Regions from separate parts of the Homo sapiens genome. Here region 2 is linked to region 1. The links are chromatin loops, found by intact Hi-C in ENCODE. Cell type or tissue: PC-9. All regions are shown on one strand. Each heading gives the region's core, and the rest is flanking DNA. Links, peaks and the distances in the headings are about the cores only.

The links. Peaks named below come from ENCODE experiments on the same cell type or tissue, not always from the same donor. Only the 100,000 strongest peaks of a DNase experiment are listed, where the experiment ranks them.
Region 2: a loop joins it to region 1, with 8 times the contacts of the local background. A loop is called at or near these places in 5 of 110 quality-filtered maps.

What each region holds. Positions count from the first base shown.
Region 1 is chr5:17,245,376-17,254,038 of GRCh38, forward strand. The region is part of intron 1 of BASP1 (brain abundant membrane attached signal protein 1); the gene reads left to right. Among named protein-coding and RNA genes, the nearest start is that of BASP1, 32 kb to the left of the region's middle. In PC-9, for the core only: no CTCF peak of the experiment used is centred there; DNase peaks (open chromatin) are centred at 4,046 and 7,356; H3K27ac peaks cover 2,246 bases.
Region 2 is chr5:17,302,260-17,311,585 of GRCh38, forward strand. It overlaps the pseudogene LOC646012. Among named protein-coding and RNA genes, the nearest start is that of LINC02111, 80 kb to the right of the region's middle. RefSeq lists enhancers at 296-862, 9,161-9,326. In PC-9, for the core only: no CTCF peak of the experiment used is centred there; a DNase peak (open chromatin) is centred at 3,902; H3K4me3 peaks cover 848 bases; H3K27ac peaks cover 599 bases.

The sequences.
Region 1 (8,663 bases), core at 664-8,663:
CATATTTAAAATTATTTTTGCTTTCTCCCATTTTGAAGATGGAGTTTTATGTTATAATTGTTGATATTACAACAGACATCTTACAAATGCTAAATCTAAATGCCAAATATATGATATTATTGTATTCAGGAGACCAAATCTATCAATACCACTTTGTGGTTAATTTATTTTTAAAAATAAACACTCTTACCTCAGCAATTTAATATGAGATTAATGATAATAAATTTTATAGGCCTTTAAAAATTAGTAGGCTCTGTGTAGAAAGTTACTTTTTTTTTTTTCTCTAGGCAGAAAATCTCAGTTTTTACTGTTTGGCTTACTTTTTTAAAAAACAAAAACTTACAGAGAAAAATTGCTGGAGTGGCTGAAGGAAAAATGGAGAAAGGGATAAAAGAAAGATGGAAGAAGAAATTGAGATCACAGTGAATAAATACATTGCTCAGGATAACTCAGGGGGTAGCAGAAGCCCTGGGATTCAGAACCAAGTCTGTATAATGCCTGAGCTTGTGTGCTGGCTTTCATGGAGTCAAAATGTAAAACTAGGGGACAGTAGGGCATTACTACTAATAAGTCGAATAATACCAACGCGTGGATAGAGAAAAAAAAATCAAGAGAATTCCAGGAAAAAGAAAAAAACACCACGGTTAGATGTTTTCTAGAATTTTCTATAATTATTGGAGAAGGTTTCTCTGGGGTATTTGGAGGAGTTCTTTCAGCCAGAAACAATAGCCACAACTTGTCCCAGCTGTGGGATGGGCTTGGCCTCTTTAAAGGACAGTTGAGACTCTCTTGACAAGAACCCAACACTGTAAAATAAAAGACCTGGCCGGGCGCGGTGGCTCACGCCTGTAATCCCAGCACTTTGAGAGGCCAAGGCGGGTGGATCATAAGGTCAGGAGTTCGAGGCCTGCCTGGCCAACATGGTGAAACCCTGTCTCTACTAAAGATAAAAAAAAAAAAAAATTACCTGGGAGTGGTGGTGCGCACCTGTCATCCCAGCTACTTGGGATGCTGAGGCAGGAGAATCGCTTGAACCTGGGAGGCAGAGGTTGCGGTGAGCCGAGATGGCACCATTGCACTCCATCCTGGGTGACAGGGTGAGACTGTGTCTCAATAAATAAATAAAAGACTTTTGGAAAGGTGGAGACTCTAGACTGCAGGAGATGTGGCCGCCCCGAAAACTGGCTGAACTTTGTTAAATACAACTCATGATTAGAGGAATGAATAGTGCTGTGTTTTAACTTTGTAAAATACAACTCATGATTAGAGGAATGAATAATGTCAACTCACATCTCTGTGACTAGATGCAGGCTTCTTAGGATATTTGTAACTTGAAGAAATCTGGAAGGACCTCATTCTCTAATTGCCCATTTTCCCAATTTGCTTTACAAATCCTTCTGTGGAAAGTCTTTTTGAAAATAGCATTTTTGCTCCCTCTTAGCCTCTGGGGTTCTGAACGCTTTGGCAGTGACCATTGAGAATCACCCTGCCTTCCATCAGTTACCTTGTATCACCTTATAAAAGTCATTTGGCCGTTGCAGTGGCTCACACCTGTAATCCCAGCACTTTGTGAGGCTGAGGCCAGCGGATTGCCTGAGTACAGAAGTTGAAGACCAGTCTGGGTAACATGGCGAAACCCTGTGTCTACAAAAAATACAAAAAATAGCTGGGCATGGTGGTGCACCTGTAGTCCCAGCTACTCCGGAAGCTGAGGTGGGAGGATTGCTTGTGTCCAGGAGGCAGAGGCTGCAGTGAGCCGAGATTGCGTTGTTGCACTCCAGCCTGGGCGACAGAGCCAGACCCTGTCTCTAAATAAATAAATAAATAAGTAGATAGATAAATGCCATTTGGATTTCTGAAAGCAAGGTTTGTCTTTTAAATGTCAGTTGGATTTCCGAATGTTGGATTCTTAAAGTTCTGAACATGTAAAGTATAGGCCACTGGATCTCAGAGCTTTTTATCCAGGTGCCCAGAGGCTGAGAAAATGCCCCATAGGTTCTATAAAGGACATGGATCCTGACTTCATACAGGTCAACAACTATGTTACTGTGTTTTTATCTGGTTTAGAGGATGGGAAACCCATCAGTGTTATTATGCCTTCATTCAATTATGGAAGAAATCGGTTGAATACCAGACTGCCCAATGAATGTAGTTTCTGTATATTTTCAGGCTTTTAGACTGATCTGAAGTTGTGCCTCTATGCACGAATGCTGCTTCTTCAAAAGGTGCCAGTGGCTGGGGGTCAACTTTGATGTGGCCTATAAAGTTCCTGGCCCAGCACTTAGGCCTGCCTTTCAGGACATAACCTCTCAGCTGGATTTAAGAAATAGCATCTCTTTCAGTGTGAGGCAGCGGCAGGAATGAAGTGTGTTCGTGTCCGTGTGCTGGCGCTTCGTATGTACATTTTTGTTGCGTCTTTAACTTAGAAAATCAGTAGACTTTATGAGTATCAGAGGATAAATGTACTGCAGAGGATGAGAAAATATTTAGCGTTTTTGTGGTCTCTCTTCAGCAGTGCCTCCCTCTTTCCTGGAAAAGGGCATTGGTGACCAGAGAAATTGTGATTCTGTTTGCATCCTAGGCCACCATGGAGTTGACTTATGTGTAGACTGGCCATAGCCCAGGGTCATCCCTCCCCTCTCTGTCTTGTTCTCAGTTGCTTGTCATCATTTCCATTCAAACACTTGAATATTCCAGATCTGGGATAGTGGGCAGATGGTTTCATGCTATTCAATATTCTAGTAAATATCTTTTCAATGGTTACCTGTAGTCAGTCACATTGTCAGAATTCTCACTTCAGCTATACGTGTGACAATCCCTTGGCTCACACTTAAATTTAACCCAGTGCTTGTAAACTGTGGAAATTAAAGGACCTAGTTGATACCAAATGTCCGTTATCTGGAGTAGCCTCTGTCGGTAGCTGGATGCCTTCATTTGATGTGAAAACAATTGTGTCATAGTTGAAAATAAAAGAATGTTTTTCAGCATGTGCTGTTGCTGTGTGCTGGATAAGACTTTTATAATTAAAAATTTCCCCTGAATGTCAATACATATATGGTATTCATTTTATAGTGGACTATGCTGTGTTACTTTAGAGAGGCTACTGCTGCAGAACCATCAGAAAATATCTGTTTCAGCCCCAATTGGACATGACTCTCGGGTATGCTGTTGTTTAATAATCATTACATTAGACGGTTCAATCTTTATCCAAAGATTGGACATTCTCATTGCATACATTTGAGGGTTAATAAAACCAAGCTCAGGCACTTCGGTATTCTTTTAAACTCTGAATGATGTCCCCTGTAGAATGTGAATGATTTCCAGCCCGTGTTTACCATGTCCTAAAACACGCATATTTATGGGTGCCTACAAGATGGCACAGAATGAATCAAAACCATAATCTCTTAAAAAATATGTACCACACTGCAGTTGTGCTTGTTGATAATTTAAAAAGCACGTTTACATGTGGTGCGCCTATTCTAGGTCTCCTTGATTTCCTTCTTCCCTTTGTACCACCACTCCATGGGCTGTAGCATCCTTTAAGTATGGAGGCCCTGCTCCATGTCATAGTAACCATCAACACACACTCCCATCCCCAATTAACTGTAGTTTGCAAAATTATATATGTGTTGCATTGTAGAGGCTCATTGGCATAAGTATTCCTGTAGACAAACACTTATTAAAATCTAGAGGTCTTCTTTTTTGTATTTTGGTGGCACTATTTTATTTTCTGAGATCTCAAACTTTTACACTTTCATGGCCCTTGTGAGCTCAGACCCCCTTATTCTGTGCCTGCAGAGCCCAACGCAGGAACCGTCCCTGTTGTTGGCCTTGCATTGATGGTGGGCCTGTCCTGTGTGGGGTGCAGTAAATGTGAGTCTTCCTGCAGCCTTCTTGCTTTCATCCAGAAGCAAATTTGGTCAAAACAAGAAGCCATCTGCTCCTCTCTTGGGGATGCCTGTAGCAGCAAGTCAGGATTTTTATCTCCTTGGATTGCAACATTCAGGGCCTTCTGCGTGGTAGATCCCTACTGAGCTTTGGGGCCAGCAAAAGTCTAGATGGGTATGATTAACTGGTGAGGAATTTCAGAAGCCAGATGCAGTTACTGTTCCAACCATGAGGCTTTTCCAGTCACATTGAGTCAATGCTAAGGCATTTTCCTGGCATACACTTTTTTTAACCCTTCCTAAAATCACAAAACCAAAGGGTTTTAACCCTTTGAGTTTGAGATCTCAGAAAATAAAATAGTGCCACCAAAATACAAAAAAGACCTCTAGATTTTAATGTGACCACAACCTTTTTACCTTTTTTAAACTTCAATTTAGACTCTATTTTTTTTCTATAAATGATTCTGTCTGTAGTAACGTTTATCTATCTTTGCATCTTCCGACTTTATTAATTTTTCTTCAACCCACAACTTGATCTAAGTCTTTTTCTTGACCATTTGTAAGGCTTCTCATTCTAATGTGTTTTAAGGATTTCCTTTTATTTTTACCTATTGCTGACACCCTTCTTGCTAGTGCTGTTTTGTCCACCTATACTGAGGTACACCATTGATTTTAATTTTTTTTTCTTCTTGTTTTTAAGACTGGAGTCTTGGTCTGTCCTCCAGGCTGGAGTGCAGTGGTGTGATCTCAGCTCACTGTAACCTCCGCCTCTTGGATTCAAGCAATTCTCGTGCCTCAGCCTCTAAGTAGCTGGGGTTACAGACATGTGCCACCACGCCCAGCTAATTTTTGTATGTTTTTTTTAGTAGAGATGAGATTTCACCATGTTGGCCAGTCTGGTCTCAAACTCCTGACCTCAAGTGATCCACCTGCCTTGGCCTCCCAAAGTGCTGGGATGATAGGCGTGAGCCACCGCGCCCGGCCCTGATTTTAATTTGGGGCATATTCCACTTGACTTTAAAAGGTCGCTTTGTTCTTTACAAAACTTTGCACTTCGTAAAAAGTGTGTTCTTTGATGAACTTGTCTATTCTTTTCTGAAATTTTCAGCATTGACTTTATGGTAACTATTAACAATCAGTCTAATTTTTTGTTACTATTTATTTTTTACAGCATCAATATATAATTTATGTGGAGAAGTCAATGAACAGACTTGGCATTTTTAAGTGATTCTATACTCCAAATACTGGTCATTGAGAAAAGTTTGTTTGAGAGATGATCATAGGGGAAGGGGTCGCATGAATATTGTATCGTCTAATGTATTGAAGTTTATTTTTATTTTTATTTTTATTTTAGTTTTTTGAGACGGAGTCTCGCTTTGTCGCCCAGGCTGGAGTGCAGTGGCCCGATCTCGGCTCACTGTAAGCTCCACCTCCCGGGTTCATGCCATTCTCCTGCCTCAGCCTCCCAAGTAGCTGGGACTACAGGTGCCCACCACCATGCCCGGCTAATTTGTTGTATTTTTAGTAGAGATGGGGTTTCACTGCGTTAGCCAGGATGGTCTCGATCTACTGACCTCGTGATCCGCCCGCCTCGGCCTCCCAAAGTGCTGGGATTACAGGCGTGAGCCACAGCGCCCGGCCAAAATATTTTAACCTGAATTTTTGGTGTTTGAAGAGTGGTTTTGAGCGATCTACACGCTGTTAGATTTAGATTTTGCTGCATAGAACAGAAAACCTAAAACTAAAATGGCTTACGTGAGAGAAAAGGTTAACTCTTCATATGTTAAATTCCAGAAATGGGTTCTAGGGCTGATCTGGTAGTTGAGGGGTGTGATCAAGTTTCCAGATTTCAGATATCCAAAATACCCTGATTTTATCATTACACATTGTATACAAATATCAAAATATCACATGTACCCCCAAAATATATAATGTGATTATATGTCAATACAAAACCATTAAATATCCCAAATACCCCGATTTTATCATTACACATTGTATACAAGTATCAAAATATCACATGTACCCCCAAAATACATAAAATGGTTATACATCAATACAAAAGCATTAAACATCCCAAATACCCTGATTTTATTATTACACATTGTATACAAGTATCAACATATCACATGTACCCCTAAAATATATAAAATGATTTTACATCAATACAAAACCATTAAATATATGTTAAAAAGATTTCAGACTCATCTCTCAGCTCTTCCTTCCACAGTGTTGGTTTCTGTGGAAGGGTCCAAACAGCGGCTGGAGCTCCAACTGTCTTTGTCTAGCAGCAGGAGGAGGTAGGGAAGAACAAAAGCTTTCTCAGAAGGCCATGCAGTATTTCAGCTCATATTTTGTTTTCTAGCACCTAGCAGTGGAGTTATGAACATATTTTAGTGGAACATATTTAGTGGAACATAAGCATTGGATGTGAGGGTAGCGGTGGTGGTGGTGAAAGTTGGTCCAGAAAGACTCCCACATTTCTGGCTGGGCGATGGGGTGGATGTGGTTCTAATCTCTTGGGAGGGAGCAGAGGAGAAAGAAGGTTCGGGTAGGTGAGAAAGGTAGTGATGAGCTCACTTGGGGAAATGTTGAGTTTGAAGGACATCCTGTTGGGTCAGTTGTAGACCACTATGTGCATGAGTCTGAAGCTCAAGAAATAATCTAGTGGGCGCTAGAGTGTAGACAAAGAATCCTCAGTATCCCAGAGGGCTTTCAAAACCCTTCAACTGGATGGGTCTCCCAGCAAGTGCACCAAGACTGAATTGGTGAGCGCCAAGGATGACAGCCCCTTGAACCTTTGGAGGAAGTCATGGACAGAGGGCAGAGGAGAGGAGCTTAGGTTGGGACTTGGAGATGAGAAAGCTAGGTCTAGGGAGAATTAAAGGGAAGCTGTGACTGGGGAGTAAGCTCATGATAAGAAACAGCTGTGTTTTCTTTAGCTTCATTTTTGCCATTCGGCTATTATTTTTTGGTATTATGGAAACATCGCAAACATGAACATTCTAACTTTAGAGGTGGGCAGGCAGGAGATAATCAGAAGGGCGCCACAAGACCATGTAATCTGCTCAAGAGGGAGCATTTAAGTCTTTATTGTCTTATTTAATTTTTATAAATCCCCTCTCATGTAAAGGTATTATTATCCCTATTTTGTACTTGTGTAAAAACAGGCTCAGAGGTTAGGTTACTTGCTGTGTGCCATGCAGCAGAAAGGGATGGAACTCTTGCTTGACACCCAAGCACGTTTTTTGGAGATGTTCTCTGTGGATGTTGTGCCTTGGCACCACACCTCCTGGGGAGTTTAACCTGTGTGTCCAGAGTTTTTGACCTGGTACGTGCTGTGTAGCAACCTGTCTCTTTGCTCTCAGGCAGAATACATAGAAGAAGGAATTAGAGTTAAGAAACAAAAAGACTATCTTGTTTCCCAATCTTAAAAAGTTCCCATGTGACATTGTTTTTCACTGATAATATTGTTGCAAACCAAAAAGTTCCTGATTAATCTTTGCAATATCCTTTAGACCTGAATCACACTCTCATCTGATCATAGGAACTGAGTCACTAGTGAAGTACCTTCATCTAAGACTCTGGGCAGGGGTCAGTCAAGTTTTTCTTAAAGGGCCAGATAATAATAAATACTTTAGACTTTCCCAGCCATGCAGTTTCTGTTGCAGCTCCTCAACTCTGCTCTTGAGTGTGAAAGCACTTGCTGATAATAGGTCAATGAATGGCCATGGCTGTGTTCCAATAAAACTTCAGGTAGCCCAGTATACTCACCTCTCCTCTAGAAGAAAAGACGAATTCTAGAATTTCTAGCTCATAATCTGGCAAGTAAAATCATCTGACAAAATCATAAAATAATCAATTGGTTTTTTTTTCATTATTTTCAAAGTTCAAAATATTTAGTTACTTTAAAAAGGACTTATCTCTGTAATGATTATTTATTTGTTTATTTGTATTTACTTTTTTAAGACAGGGTCTCACTCTGTCACTCAGGCTGGAGTGCAGTGGCGTGATAATGGCTCACTACAGCCTCACCCTACTGGGCTCAAGTAATTCTCCCACCTTAGCCTTCCCAGTAGCTGGGACTACAGGCGTACGCCACCATGCCCAGCTAATTCTTTGTATTTTTTGCAGAGATGGGGGTCTCACTATGTTTCCCAGGCTGGTCTGGAACCCCTGGACTGAAGTGATCCTCCTACCTTGGCCTCCCAAAGTGCTGGGATTACAGGCATGAGCTACCATGTCTGGCTTATAATGATCTTTTACAAGTGTAATGATGGTTTTAGGAGAACAGATGCACAGTATGACATTAGATTCCCCACTTTCTTCTCTATTTTGTTTCTTTCTGTGTAGTCTTGCTGGAATTCTGATTAATCATGGTCCTTCCCAATCTCTCAGAATGACCCATATCTTTCAGAACTATTGTCTTAATCATGAAGACCCTCAATTACCAAATTGAGAAGTTTATGTTGCTTTGACCACCATCTGTGTGCATCCCGATACCTGGGGTTACAGACTGGAATCTGTGATCAAGGGAGAGCGTGGATACTTGCTTTATTAACAAATTTACGTGTGTTTTACTCACCAGTGATGAGAAGACCACCGACACATTCAGGAGGCTTTATGGAACAGAGAAATCCTTCAACATTAATTACTGTATCTAGTGTTTTTTTTTGTTTTATGCAAAAGATGTACGTAGCTATTTTGGAAAAGCATTATAAGTAGAACTTGCATGTTGATAGCTTTAGGATGTGTTCAGATTACAAATCTCCATTT
Region 2 (9,326 bases), core at 628-8,627, 57 kb after region 1:
ACTTCTTCACCAGCCTTGCAACTCTGGGTATTTCAAATGATTCACTATAGGCCTGAGGCAAATTTGCCATGCTCTTAGCTGAGCAGCCAGTTGTCACCTTGAGTCACAGGCTTGAGGTCACCATTGGTACTGCCACTTAAAAACTGAGATCTATGCTTCTGCTCCGGCCCCATGTTTTCTGCATAGACTTGTGTACACTTGCTGTTCTCTGCTGCATCTCAAAACCCTGAATTTTTTGTCTGTAGTGGGGCTGAGAAGTCTTGTTTTCTTATCATTACCCTATGGTACCTACCTGGAGTAAACTGCTGCATGTAGAACTTCTGTGTGGAGGGCCTCTCATTCTGAGACAGAGTCCAGACTTGCAGAGAGCTGCTCCAAAAGCAATACTGAGTGATTTTCACAGCCTTGTAGCTTGGCTGGGGGGAGGGTGGAGCAGAAGAGCTGCTGCCAATTCCAGTTCAGCTTACGGGAGGCAATCCTCCTGTTCTCCCCTGGGAATCTTGGGTGGATACTGTGCAGGCTGTTATGCATCACACTTATTTTACCCTTAACAGTATAGCCTGGAGATCGTGCCGTATGAGGGCATGTCAAACTGTCTCATATTTTTAGAGACTACGTATTATGATTTATTTAGCAATTTCCTTATTGAGAAATGCCCAAACTTTTGATCACAGACACTGTTACATCAAATGTGCCTGCACACAGGCTATTTCACCCATGTGCCAATAAATCTTTCTCAGAAACTTTCAGTTGACACAAATTAGTAAAATGAAGAAAGAAAGATGCTGTACTACTCGTAACAGAAAGGCCATGGGACCAGGAATCAGAAGACCTGGGTTCAAGTCTCAGCTCTACTAATTTGTGAGATTTGGACTAAACAACTTGTCTGAAGCTCAATTTCCTCATAAGTAAAATGGAAATAAAATCCCTTGCTTTGCTTTACTTATGAGGGTTTTATAACCGTTAGATCTCCAAACACCCCCCCTCGCTCCCTCCTCTCCTCTTTCGCTTCCTTCCTTCCTCCTTTCTTTCTCACCCAGTGTTCTTTCTACTCTTCCAAAACTTTAGGAAAATTCAATTTTTCGTCTTCCAGAACCTACTCAGTAGCATACTCCGAAGGAGCTCTGCTCCCTTTTTGGTGTCTCTGGTGTGGGATGGGCCCACGTGCTATCACTGTAGCTCTTATCCGTTTTCAGTAGGCCCAGAGGGACTAGACTGCCTTGAGATGGGTCTAATATGCTCGCCTGAGAATGGTTGAAGGGGTGAGTTGGTGTCTGAAAACATTTCAGCAGGCAACATTCTTTGCTCCAGAAATTCTAGCAGATCCTCTTGCACTTGAAAGAAATGTGATTATTTTTATTTCAAGGGCAATCGTTGGAACTCTAATGAGCAATTTTCATACCACTGAAAAACTAATATAGGACATAATGACTCTGAGTTTGCATGTCATGGGGACAGGACTTGGGAAAAACTTTCAGTGTTTCTAAATTGGGGTGGCCCAAATCTCCCTGGTCCTCTCCATTTCACTTACACTGGTGGGAGAGAGTGACTTCAACTAAGGATTCGAAAGGAATGAAGCCCTCTTTGTGCAAAACTGTCAGTCGGGAGATCATTACGTTTCTTTTTTCTTTTTTGAGACAGAGTATTGCTTGGTCACCCAGGCTGGAGTGCAGTGCAATCTTGGCTCACTGCAACCTTTGCCTCCCAGGTTCAAGCAATTCTCCTGCCTCAGCCTCCAGAGTAGCTGGGACTACAGGTGCGCACCACCGCACCCGGCTAATTTTTATATTTTTAGTAAAGATGGGGTTTTACCATGTTGGCCAGGCTGGTTTCAAACTCCTGACCTCAAGTGTTCTGCCTCCCTTGGCCTCCCAAAGTGCTGGGATTACAGGCGTGAGCCAGCACTCCCAGCCTGGTAATTACTTTTCACAGGACAGCCCTCATCCTGCTTTATTTATTTCATGATTAACCCCTTATAGATTTGACTTAACAATGACAGAGCAGTTTTAGAAATTATTATGGAACTAGGTGCTTTGCTAGCCAGTACAGTTATATAAATGGATAAGATGCACTGTAGTTCCCCTTAATCAGCAGAGGATATGTTCCAAGACCCCCAGTGGGTGCCTGAAACTAGGGATATTACCAAACTCTATGTATACTATGTTTTTGCAATCTGATAACCGAGCTGGCTAAGTGAGGAACTGGTGGGTAGCATAGACAGCTTGAAAACATAGGACAAGGGGATGAGTCATGTCCCTGGTGGGACAGAGTGGAACGGCGTGAGATTTTACACTACACAGAACGGTGTGCATGAAAATTCCAGCATAAAGACAGAAACATAACTGGAATTTCATGCACACTGTTCTGAGTGTAATTTTGTTCCACTGTGTGGAAGTTTGTTTCACACACACCATTCTCAGTGGAATTATTATTTATGTCTGGAATTTTCCATGTAATATTTTTGGATTGTTGTTGACTGTGAGTAACAGCAGAAAGTAAAAATATGGGTAAGGGGGTACTATTGTAGTTTCTTTCCAGAAACAATTTATTGTTCAGTGGAGAAGAAAGACAGACAGACAGATAATTTGTTGTTGTTTTTTCCCCAGAACAAATCCACTCAATATTCACAATAAAGCATTAAAATACTCTCGGTAGTCTGGGCAATACTGGTAACTACTTGTTCCTAGAGTTTTCAAGTTCTAGAAAGGAGAATATATCAAACCTTGCTGCTTAGCAGCTAACATGAATTGTGCAAATAATCATTTCCATATTCATTCAGCATCAGAATATGAATTACCAGGCACCAGAGATACAAATCCTTGCCCTTAAACACCTTCTAATGGCAAGGTGGAAATTGTAGCATCACAGACTCGTGTGAAAGACTGCATGCTTGTCTGTATGGTAGAGTGTCCTGCGTCAGGATCAACAAGGCTGCAAGGTTGGGAAATATTTTTCTTGTAAAGAAATGTTGCTTATAATGGTATTTGTTTTGCTTAAAGTTTGACCTAAGCCGTGACGATAACTCAGTTGGGTCACTCAGCTTTGAGATAACAAAGATCTCTGTGTTTATCTTTTACCATTCGGGAAAATTTTCTAAAAGGTTTCATCTGTCTGGAAAAGGATACATTGAGAAGGTAGAGCTATACACTGAGTAAAAACAGAGCTTGAAAGTTTTTGACAGGTGGAGAGCCCTAATTATACATACATGAATAAGGATCTTGTTTATTATAAAGAGGAATGTTTTGTTTGTTTAAGGAAGACAACATGTCTTTCTTAAAACTGCCACTTCAGTGAGAGTATCAGATTGGCATTTGGTAGGAACAAGAAGTAGCAGAGTTAATTCGGTTGTCACAATTCTCTCTCACCAACATAATTAATATTGTAATAAATGAAAAACCCTTTCGTGGAATTTTTAAAAAAGGCATAATTAATGTTAGAAAGCTAACAACATCAACCTTAGTTGTGACTAAGTAGCGACTTATACAACTCATAACCATTTTGACTGAATTGACAAGGATAACATAAATAAATACAAGCTAAATCTTGCAACTTTTGTTGAAGTACATAGGTTCAGGAAAAATAACCTCCATATAATGAGGAAGTAGAATGATGCCTGGGGTTTGTGCTCTTTGAAGTCACAAAAGAAGTCACAGCAAGATTAGGAATATCTCAAGATCTCCTAAACTCCAGCTCAGTGCATCCCCCATATTCACATACTTCGTATGATCGCCAAGTGATTATTTGAGCAGCTATTTGGCTCTAGATAGAAATGGAATTTTTATTGTCACAATTCATTTAAATGGTGTTGACTTTGGGTGGCGAACAAGCTGGGATCAGACCAGCTTGATAGTGTGCTTCAGGCAATGATGTCAGCAGTTGCGTGTTAAACAAATAAATTAGAGATTCCTTTAATGCCAAGTTACACAATCAGAAAGACAACAATCTGTTTCCATTTGCTTTTTACAACGTTTGTGTAACTTCAGGGCAAAACTTAGAGCAAGTCCACTGGCAAACCCGGGAGGCGGGGGCTAGTGATTATTTTCTAACATGGCAGATAAATGCGACAAACGCTCCGACCGTAAGTCCCTGAGCCTGGCAGTGGAATGCTCCCCACCCACAGGCCATACTCCTGGTGCGCCTGACTTCTCAGCTGTTCAGGGCTGTTTCCTGGGCAGGCTGCAGTCTGCCCTGGCCTGTTTCTGGAGTGCTGAGCAAGCATGCCTGCAGGCCCCATTACAGCACACAGCCAACTGGCCCAGGTAGGGCTGCCTCACTCCCCAGCAAGGGGGCCCAGCTGGAGCTCGAGGAGATGCTGGTCCCCAGGAAGATGTCCATCAGCCCCCTGGAGAGCTGGCTTACAGCCTGCTGCCTCCTGCCCAGACTGGATGCCCAGACCCCAGGGACTGCGGCTCCAGCCCAATTCTATGAGTGTCTCCCTAGCCAGATGGGGGAAGGGGCCAAGCAGGAGGATGAGAAGGCCTGGGATACAACTCAGATGCAGAGCAAAAACGTGCTGAAGACCCGCCGGCAGAAGATGAACCACCACAAGCACCGGAAGCTGTGAGGCCGCTGTTCCTGCGGCGGGCGCCTGAAACGGAAGCCGATCAAGCTCAAGAGAGACCCGAGGAGTATCTGGGTGAAGGCGGGTCTGAAGGAAACCCCTGGAGGCTGGCAGACCCCCAAGATCTACCTGAGGGGCAGATGAGTCTGGTACCTCCCTTCCCGCCCCGTTGCTGCTGGTGATCCATGGTAATAAGTGCTCAGAGGACTCAGCTGTTAAAATAAATAAATAAATAAAAATAAAAAAATAAAAAAAAAAAAGAGAGAGAAATGCTGAGAAAAACTTCCAGCCTATTTCTTCAACCTCCAGGAAGTGTGTGAGGTGAACAGTTGGTTGTAGGGCGAAGGCTGTAAGAATCTTCATTCAAGGGACCAGTCCGCACTGACACCTGCCTCCAGATTGCAACAATTCTCTATGAAGTGTGCATTCAGCTGTATGCTATTTAGCGCTGTGTTAATTATTATTGTTGGTAATAACAACTATCGTCTATTGAGGGGCTTTTTTTTTTAACTTTTATTTTAGGTTTGGGGGTACAAGTGATGTTCCACAGGTAAACAAGTGTCACAGGATTTGTTGTACAGATTATTTCATCACCCAGGTATTAAGCCCAGTACCCAATAGTTACCTTTTCTGCTCCTCTCGCTCCTCCCACCCTTCACACTCAAGTAGACCCCAATATCTGTCGTTTCCTTCTTTGTGTTCATGAGTTCTTATCATTTAGCTCCCACTTATAAGTGAGAACATGTGGTATTTGGTTTCCTGTTCCTCCATTAGTTTGCTAAGGATAATGGCCTCCAGCTCCATCCATGTTTCCACAAAAGACATGATCTCATTCCTTTTAATGGCTGCATAGTATTCCATGGTGTATATGTACCACATTTTCTTTATCCAGTCTATCACTGATGGGCATTTAGGTTGATTCCATGTCTTTGCTATTGTGAATAGTGCTGCAATGAACATTCGCGTGCATGTGTCTTTATAGCAGAATTATTTATATTCCTCTGGGTATATGCCCAGTAATGGGATTCCTGGGTCGAATGACAGTTCTGCTTTTAGCTCTTTGAGGAATCACCATACTGCTTATGTGCCAGGCACTCATTTAGGGGCTTAAATATATTTGATTCTTCACCACTGTGGGGTCATCTAAAACATCTTTTAAAATTTCAAATATGACTTATAAACAGATCCAGAAATGGATTAAGGAGGGGGAGTAAAAAGAATAAACTTGAAAACAAGTACTCAGATAAATACCTGTACATGACTTTTCATAGAAGCATTATTCACAATAGCCAAAAGGTGAAAACAGCCTAATGTTCATCAATGGATGAATTAATAAGCAAACTTTGGTATATCTATGCAACTGAATATTATTTAGCAGTAAAGAAAAGAAGTACTGATACATGCTACAACATGGGTGAACTTGGAAAACATCATTCTGAGTGAAAAAAATGCAACACGAAAGGTCTCATATTGCATGCTTTTCTTTATTACCAGTGGGTACCTGGTTTTCTTTTGGGGCAATGAAAATATTTTAGAACTAGAGAGAGGGGGTAGTTGAACAACACTGCAAATGTACCAAATGCCACTGAATTGCACACTTTAAAATTAATTGTATGTTATATGAATTTTACCTCAATAATAATAACAGGCTGGGTGTGGTGGCTCACACTTGTAATCCCAGCACTTTAGGAGGCCGAGGCCAGTGAGTCATGAGGTCAGGAGTTAGAGAACAGCTTGGCCAACATAGTGAAACTTTTAGTCTCTACTAAAAATACAAAAAAATTAGCTGGGCATAGTGGCGGGCGCCTGTAATCCCAGGTACTCGAAAGGCTGAGGCAGGAGAATCGCTTGAACCCAGGAGGCGGAGGTCACAGTGAGCCGAGATCTTGCCGCTGCACTCCAGCCCGGATGACAGAGTGAGATTCCATCTCAAACAAACAAACAAACAAACAGAAAACAAAACAAGAAGAAAGAATAAACCTAGAATAAAAGTCTCTCTCTCTCTCTCTCTCTCCCTCTCCCTCCCTCCCCCTCTGTCTCTCTTTCTTTCTTTCTTTCTCTCTTTCTTTCTCTTTCTTTCTTTCTTTTCTTTTCTTTCTTTCCTTTTTTCTTTCTTTCTCTCTTTCTTTTCTTGACAGGGTCTCACTCTGTCCCCCAGGCTAGAGTGTAGTGGTGCAATCTTGGCTCACTGTAGCCTCAGCTTTCTGGGCTCAAGTGATCCTCCTACATCAGCCTCCTTAGTAGTTGGCACTACAGGCTAATTTTTATTTGTTTGTTTTGTAGAGACAGAGTTTTGCCATGTTGCCCAGGCTGGTCTGAAACTCCTGGGCTCAAGTGATCCTCCCACTTTGGCCTCCAAAATGCTGGGATTACAGACATGAGCCACTGCACCTGGCCTAGAAATTTTATTATTTTTATTCACTGCTATGCCTTAAACAATGCCCTACACAGGGCAGGTGTGCAGTACATATTTGGTGAATAAATGTATGGATGAACATCAGTATTGAGTCTTAGTTTTCTTCAACATCAGGCATCATGGGTACTATATTAGCCAGGGTTCTCCAATGAAACAGAACATATAAATATAAAGAGATTTATTATAAGGTATTGGCTCATGTGACTATAGGGGCTGAGAAGACCTAAGGTCTACTGTCTGCAAGCTGGAGACCGAGGAAATCCAGAGGTGTAGTTCAAAGGCCTCAGGACCAGGAGCACTGCAAGCAGATCCGTGCCCTAGCTCAACCAGGAAGGAAGAGAGGGAATCCAATCTTCCTCCACCCTTTGATTCTATTGAGGTCATCAGTGGACTGAATGATGCTCAGCACAATGGGGAGGATTATCTGCTTTACTCAGCCCACCAATGTAAATGATAATCTCTTCAGGAAACATCCTCACAGATGTGCCAGAAATAATGTTCAATCAGCTATCTGGGCATCCCATGGACAAGCCAAATTGACTCATAAAATTAACCATTAACCATCACAGATACCATAAAGGCGTAGAATTTTCTAAAGAAAAGGAATTTTTTTTTTTTTTGAGATGGAGTCTTGTTTTGTTGCCCAGGCTGGAGTGCAATGGCACAATCTTGGCTCACTGCAAGCTCCACCTCCCGGGTTCAAGTGATTCCCCTGCCTCAGCTTCCCGAGTAGCTGGGATTACAGGTGCCCACCACCACACCCAGCTAATTTTTGTATTTTTAGTAGAGACGGGGTTTCACCAGTTTGGCCAGGCTGGTCTCGAACTCCTGACCTCAGGTGATCCACCCACCTCGGCCTCCTAAAGTGTTGGGATTACAGGCGTGAGCCACTGTGCCTGGCCAGGAGGTACTTTTTAATCTTTTACTGCCACCTGGAAATGGAGGATGCCGTTTAGATAGTTTTGGAATGAAACTAAAGACAATCTAGTTGGCAAGATGAGACAGGTAAACAGAAAGTTAAATGATAATGCAGGAGAATAATATGATGTTATAGTGGAAGAAACAACCATCTGGGAATCATTAGATTTCATTTTTGATTCTGACTATTTTACTCAGGAGAGGATTTCAATCTCTGTGGGCCTCAATTTTCTCATTGGTAAATTTAGAAGGTGAGACCAGATGGCTTCTCTGACCCATTCTATACTTTACTTGTTATGCACATTTGTTTGGCAAAGGACACGAACTCTATGAATTTAAATGAATAGAAAATCCTCCTAGGTCAGGTCAGTTAATTCTTCCTCCACCCTGATCATGTGACAGGTCAAAAGAAGAAGAAAGCTGAGAAAATCTCTTCTAAACATGAAATTCTGTTGCTTAGTATAATTTTGTGAAATGTGGGCGAGAGTGAATCCTAAGATATATCCCAAGCTTTTTGAGGAAACGATTCTTATTTAGGAAAGTGATGAGTATGTGAAATTTGACTTACTCTTGTAAATTTTTTTTGAGATGGAGTCTCGCTCTGTCACCCAGGTGGGAGTGCAGTGGCATGATCTCGGCTCACTGCAACCTCTATCTCCTGGGTTCAAGTGACTCTCCTGCCTCAGCCTCCTGAATAGCTGGGATTAAAGGCATGTGCCACCATGCCCAGCTAATTTTTGTATTTTTAGTAGAGATGAAGTTTCACCATGTTGCCCATGCTGGTCTCGAACTCCTGACCGCAAATGATACGCGCACCTCGGCCTTCCAAAGTGCTGGGATTATAGGCGTGAGCCACTTCGCCTAGCCTGATGCAAACTTTTGAAGAAACTAAATACTGTATTCAAAAAAAATTATAAAGGCTACTAGGATCGTAAGTGCATCGTTAAGCCTACACATCAGTGAAAGTGTATCCAGAATTGGTGGGTTCTTGGTCTCACTGACTTCAAGAATGAAGCCGCGGACACTCGCGGTGAGTGTTACAGCTCTTAAGGCAGCACTTCTGGAGTTGTTCGTTCCTCCTGGTGCGCTCGTGGTCTCGCTGGCTTTAGGAGAAAAGCTGTAGATCTTCGTGGTGAGTGTTACAGCTCATAAAAGCAGTGTGGACCCAAAGAGTGAGCAGTAACAAGATTTACTGCAAAGAGTGAAAGAACAAAGTTACCATAGCGTGGAAGGGGACCCGAGCGGGTTGCCACTGCTGGCTCAGGCAGCCTGCTTTTATTCTCTTATCTGGCCCCACCCACATCCTGCTGATTGGTAGAGCCCAATGGCCTGTTTTGATAGGGCGCTGATTGGTGCCTTTACAATCCCTGAGCTAGATACAAAGGTTCTCCACGTCCCCATCAGATTAGTTAGATACAGAGTATGGACACA